Linked DNA regions of Homo sapiens: region 1 is linked to region 2. Evidence: chromatin contacts called from ENCODE Hi-C or POLR2A ChIA-PET data. All regions are on one chromosome and are shown on one strand. Each heading gives the region's core, a stretch centred on a gene start or an enhancer-like site at or near the end of the contact. The rest is flanking DNA. Distances are from core to core; before and after follow the strand shown. Region 1 holds the start of STAG2-AS1 (STAG2 antisense RNA 1). Region 2 overlaps XIAP (X-linked inhibitor of apoptosis).

Region 1 (2,700 bases), core at 201-2,700, 55 kb before region 2:
GGGGTGGCCCGCGCATTTTAAGGAACCATTGCAAACCAACACAAGCGCCTCGTTTACTTTAAATCTAACCTTACAGATCAAAAGTTTCCAATAGATATATCATGTAAACTGTAAATTACCATTTAATCCAACACCATGGCCCTCAATTTAAAAACTACATCCAAGAGAAAGAAGGAGGGAGAGGGAAGAGGGGTGGTAGGCAACAACATAAAAAACATTCTAGGCCACGGAAGAGAAAGTCTCACAAACCGGATGAAACTACTAATACAATATTAAAAATTAAAGCCGAGCACTGAAGCACGAAAATCACACGATAACCCATTACAGTTAAGGATTAAAAATAAAATGACATATGCACCAAGGGGGAGCGGAAACTAAATGTCGAAAGTACAGCGGTTTATAAAAAACTAAAGGCAAAACAAGACATTCTCGCGACGGGGGGAAAAAAAGGCCGAAATCAACAATACGTTCACAATTCTAGGCCAAAAGAAAATGGGAACGGGGCTCAAAGTTTTGCGGAACTACTTGATGCTGTTTCCCACACCTTCTCTCTCCCACGGCCCATCCGACCCTTTTCGTCCCAAAATCGCCGTCCGCAGATCTCCGGATCCAGGGGAGAAGAAAAAAGAAAGTCGACCCCGAGCAAGAATAAAAGTGTGGAGTGAAAACGCACAGGCTGCCTACCTGGGGCAAGGATCAGCTCAGTTCGTGCCTTGAGAAAGACAGTGCGGGTGGGGGTGGGAATGAAAAGCAGCACTAAAACTAAAACAAAAGTGGCGCCAAAACCCCCCAACAAACAGCCTTCCACTCCCGCCCTTCCCCCCTCCGCCCATGCCAGGCAGGCAGGGCCCCCTTCGGGGCAAGGTCTGCGCGCGGGGGCCAACACCGCCAGACCCCAGCCAATTTAGAAAATTGTTGCCCGAAGAAAACTGACCGAAGTCGGGCCTCGGAAGGGATGGAGAGATCGATGCCAATCGCCTTCCCCAGCAGTTCCCCCACCACGCGCTGGAGATGATGGGGCGGGGGAGAAGCAGAGGGGCCCGTCACATGAATGTTGTTCCCTCTCTAGGAAGGGAGGAAGAGAGGGAGGGAGGGGGGAGGGAGGGAAGGGAGGAGGGGAAGGGAGAAGGGAGGGGGCACGAGGGAGGGGTGTGATCAGAGTAGATTTTCCCTCGCCTCCCTCGGTCCGAGGCCCAAATATACACAACTGAGCCTCCTTTCTCCCCTCCCCCCTAGGTTCCCAGCACCACCATTTTGCTCTCTGCCTTCCCCTCACCGCGACACCGCGCTCTCCCCCACCCCAACCACAGCCTCCCGGCTTTCCTCCCCCGACTACGGCTCGCACCCCACCCCACCTCCAGTTCGGGCTCTCCTAGGCTTAGGAGCCTGCCGGAGAAAAGGAACCTAAATCTACTGCTACACAGAGAAGCGGAGCCTCCATCTTGCGCTGCTCCGCGTTCTCCATTTTGGGCCACCCATGGGGGGGGGGGGTCTCCGTAGAGGCCCCGAGGGAGAGTTGGGCGAGGGAAGGAAGAGAAAATCTTCAGCGAGGGTAGTCGAAAAGAAGAGCCCTGCGGTAGAAAGCCACTCTAGGAGTAGGAGGTAGGGAGGAAGGGGGGCTGGAAGTTCCTTGGAAGTGTTGGGGTAGCGACTTGGGGGGAGAAGGGAGAAAGGAGGGCGGGGGGCGCCGCGGGGGCGAGAAAGATCCTCCCGCCTGGACTCTGCCCCCCGTTCCATGGCTGCCCCCCATGGGGGCGAAGAAAGCAGAGGGGAAATTCAATGGCAACAGAGTGCCCAACCTCTTTCCCTCCCAACTCCTCTCTCTCGCCCTGTTTCAATCATACACACCTCACGGTGGGCCAAGCGCCCTCCGGGTGCCCCTCCAAACTTCTAGAAGCTTCGCCTCCGCCATTTTATAACTTACCTCCCCCCTCAGCGTACACAGAGGCAGCAACGAGACTGTTCGCCTCCCCCACTCCTCCTTCTTTCTCAGGCCGGGGGCTTCTTCACCCCTGGGCTGGTACAAGATATTTTTCCCCTTCCTCTTCTTTACACCCTCGAATTCTACTCAGGGACGGAAGCTCCCGCGGTTCTAGAGCGGTGGGGGGTTTTGAAAGTGGCGGTCGGATCCGGCGGGGTTTTTTTTCTTTTTTTTTTTTTTTTTTTTTTTTTTTTTTTTTTTTTTTTTGGTGGCGCTTCGGGATTGTTTGGGGTGTTCGCTCTTCGGCGACTTGGAGGCGAATGGAACGCGCAGGCGCCATCTGTCGGCCACGAACCCGCGCCCGGCTCCCGTTGGGAGGGAGCGGCATCTAGCGGCAGAGAGTTGCCACTGCAACGCCTGGCTCCCAGCCCTCCCACCCAGCGTCCTCCTCCCAGTCACCGACCAATCGTGGCCGACTGACTCCCGGGTTCAGCGTCTCCGACGCCGCCCGCAAACCAGGCGCCCGCAGGGGCGCGCCGCCGAGTGGGGTAAACAAGGTGCCGTGCCCGCGCCTGACTTACTCATTCGTTTGGCCGCGCTTCCGCCGCGGACCCGATCGAGCCGCGGTTCTTCTGTCTTTAGTGGGGTGTCGAGGGGAGGGCGGTAGGAATGTCCGGCGGAGCCCTGGGCCGTGGGAATCCAGAGGCTGGCTGGGTTCGCTCCGGGACTCGTTCCCCGGGCCCCTCCGCCCCTCGCGAGGCGCTAAGGTGGCAGCCCAG
Region 2 (2,829 bases), core at 222-2,721:
AGGCGTTTGAACATGCCTAAGCCTTTAAATCAGCAAAATACTTTCTAAAAATTCTGATTACAAAAGTAATACATACTTATAAAAAATTCGAACAGAACAAAATGAAAAAAGTAGAAAGTGAAAAGGCCCCTATAAAACCCCTCTGGGGCCCCTCCCCCAATCCCCCCCTCCCCGAAGAGAAACCACATTTAACAGTTTGGTGTATATCTTTCCAAATCTTTTGTTCTATGCATATTAAAAACATACATACTTTGATCTGGCTCAGACTATACATAGTGTTTTGCCACTTGCATTTTACACTTAACATATCTTTGACATCTTTCCATGTCAGTACATGTTGGCTCGATAGTATTCTATCATTAAATACGCTTTCAAAAATGGCAAATCACTTTAAAAAAATAATTCGCACAAGTACGTGTTTATAACTTTAAAAGAAAATGGACAGAATCCTAAAACACAACAACCAACCTCTAAAAACAATCTCTATCTTTCCACCAGCATGGAACAATTTATTCCTTTTTCACACAAAACAAATTATGTGATTGGGGAGATTAACTCTAATCTCCACATTTATATACAGAAAGCTCCATTTGTTAAGCCTATCTGAAAAGAATAAAAAATCCAGATGATTAATTCACTTACACTTAGAAATTAAATCAGTATACTATGAATACACATTGTGTTCAGTTATAGTATGATGCTTCTTATTCTTAGTCTATGGTTTCAATTAAATAACAGTAAAAAAAATGGATAATACAGCTAATACCCTGAAAAATCAAGAAATTCAAAGATTATATTGCCAACTAAAACACTGCCATGTACATTTTTTTTCCTACTTGGTAGCAAATGCTAATGGAATTCAATCCTGATTACTTAAAGTCAGTTCACATCACACATTCAATCAGGGTAATAAGAACAACATAACATGCCTACTATAGAGTTAGATTAAGACATAAAAATTTTTTGCTTGAAAGTAATGACTGTGTAGCACATGGGACACTTGTCAACTGCTTCAGCACATTGTTTACAAGTGACTAGATGTCCACAAGGAACAAAAACGATAGCAATATTTCTATCCATACAGATTTTGCAAAGCTTCTCCTCTTGCAGGCGCCTTAGCTGCTCTTCAGTACTAATCTCTGCAAAAAGAGAAAATAATTATGCTAGTTTTAGACTCTCTTAGTTGTTTAAATTCATTGAAAACATTTATTGAGCCCCTACTACGTGCCAAGCACCCAACAAGTGCCGGGAGATATGAGGATGACTCACCCGTGGCATCTGCTCTTAAATAGCTCACACGCTAGTGGGAGAGGATGTAAGATGAGGCTAGGAGGTTAAGCACAAAGTACAAAGTGATAAGTGCTATAATAAAGTTATGTACAAAGTGCTCTGGGACAAGATGAGAAAACAAGTTCTTCTGCTCAGGCTAGTTGGAGAAGGCTTCACAGGTTGGCAGTGGCTGGATCGGGGGAGGAGGGAAGTGGAGGAGTGACATTTAAGCATGGACAGTCATTTGCCAGGCAGAAAAACAAGGGTTAGGTAAAAGGAGCAGCATATGGAAAGGTCACGACTAATTCCAGAAATAGAGGGATGGATTTGAGGGACACTTCTGAAGTGGGACAAGTAGGATTGGGTGACTGACTGGATATGAGGGCTGAAGAAGAAAGACAAACTAAAGTTGATTACAAGATTGCTAGCTTGGCTGACAAGGATATGGTGATGCCAATAAGAAATATAAAAGGAGGTACAGGTTTGGGATCTTCAGATATTTTTGAGGTGTTTTCAGGACACCCATATAAAAATAACCAGTAGGCAACTGAAGAGTCAAATCTTGAGGTCAGGAGAAGTCAGGGCTAGAGATAGAGATCTGGATGTCATCAGCATATAGGTGGCACTGAAGTACTTGCTTAATTCAGCCTTTCCCAAAATAGTTTTGTGAAATGTGAATAAATATGCCACAAAACATGTGTTTCATGGTCACATATAACAATAATGACAACAGCAGCAGCAGTTACCAGTAATATTGCATAAATAGTACGTGCTAGGCACTATTCCAAATGCATTACATATTTTAACTATACCTTTGTGATCACAACTATTTATTTATTTTAGCATCTTTATAATCATTATGTACCAGTGGTTTCCAAATATGGCCTCACATGAGAATAACCTGGGGCATTTTTAAACCACGGATTTCTGGGCTCCATTCACAGAATCTAAAATTTCTGGGGTTGGGCACACTGGCGTTTGAGAACCACTGTCATCCAGGACAGGGCAGTACAGTACAATATAGGACAGTATAGTCTATGTTCCCTCTTAGAAATGTACAAGGCATTTCCCTATTTAACTATGGGGTTCCTTTTTCATGGCATCCTTTTAACATCCTGCTGAACACTATTCTGAAAACATGTTTGGAAAACAATAGTTTATTCAAGAAATACTTACTGGACACTTAACTAGGTTCTAGGTACTAGGGATACAATTAACAAATACATAAACCTCAGGCCCCCAATAGTTCATAGACAAGTAAAGAACACAAGCAAACAGGAAAGTATAAATGGTATGATGACAAAGGTAATTACAATGTGTTATGAAGAGCACAGGAAGGGTGTGTGTGCGTGTGTGTGCATGCATGCATAAACGAAGGCCTCCTGGAGGAAATTATACCTAAAACTGGGTACAAAAGAATGAATTAGGAGTTTACTAGGAGAAGGAGGCCTTGGGGGATAAGGGCAATGGGAGAAAAGTGTTTTAGGCAAAGGAAACAGCATAAACAAGCTCCAAGGAGAGAGACAGAACGTGGCCTACAAGTGCACAGGCAAAGCTTGG

Evidence for each region. Hi-C counts contacts between places; a loop is a spot of excess contacts on that map. ChIA-PET counts read pairs that join two places held with the same protein, here RNA polymerase II (POLR2A). Pooled maps may share reads with other maps.
Region 1: a loop to region 2 is called in a map of gastrocnemius medialis, with 2.3 times the contacts of the local background. The contact joins the promoter of STAG2-AS1 here to the enhancer-like site in region 2. A Hi-C loop is called at or near these places in 4 of 168 maps with a recorded cell type or tissue (B cell, Caco-2, Calu3 and 1 more), 1 of 37 single-sample maps with no recorded cell type and 2 of 50 pooled maps. POLR2A ChIA-PET finds 5 or more read pairs at or near these places in 3 of 52 experiments (BJ, CD4-positive, alpha-beta T cell and activated CD4-positive, alpha-beta T cell).

What each region holds. Positions count from the first base shown.
Region 1 is chrX:123,960,091-123,962,790 of GRCh38, reverse strand. It overlaps STAG2-AS1 (STAG2 antisense RNA 1), which reads left to right and starts at 1,450. Exons shown (of 2, transcript NR_130770.1): 1 at 1,450-1,602. It overlaps STAG2 (STAG2 cohesin complex component), which reads right to left and starts at 1,085. Exons shown (of 35, transcript NM_001042750.2): 1 at 935-1,085. RefSeq lists enhancers at 1-27, 1,456-1,505, 2,486-2,675, 2,204-2,700 and a silencer at 996-1,135.
Region 2 is chrX:123,905,298-123,908,126 of GRCh38, reverse strand. XIAP (X-linked inhibitor of apoptosis) reads right to left here. Exons shown (of 7, transcript NM_001167.4): 7 at 1-1,139. The coding sequence ends at 946. Among named protein-coding and RNA genes, the nearest start is that of XIAP, 47 kb to the right of the region's middle. Within about 2 kb of position 1,471, at least 2 of the 41 ENCODE cell types and tissues checked have a DNase peak (open chromatin) inside an H3K27ac peak, as active enhancers do; they include gastrocnemius medialis, where a contact is called at or near this core.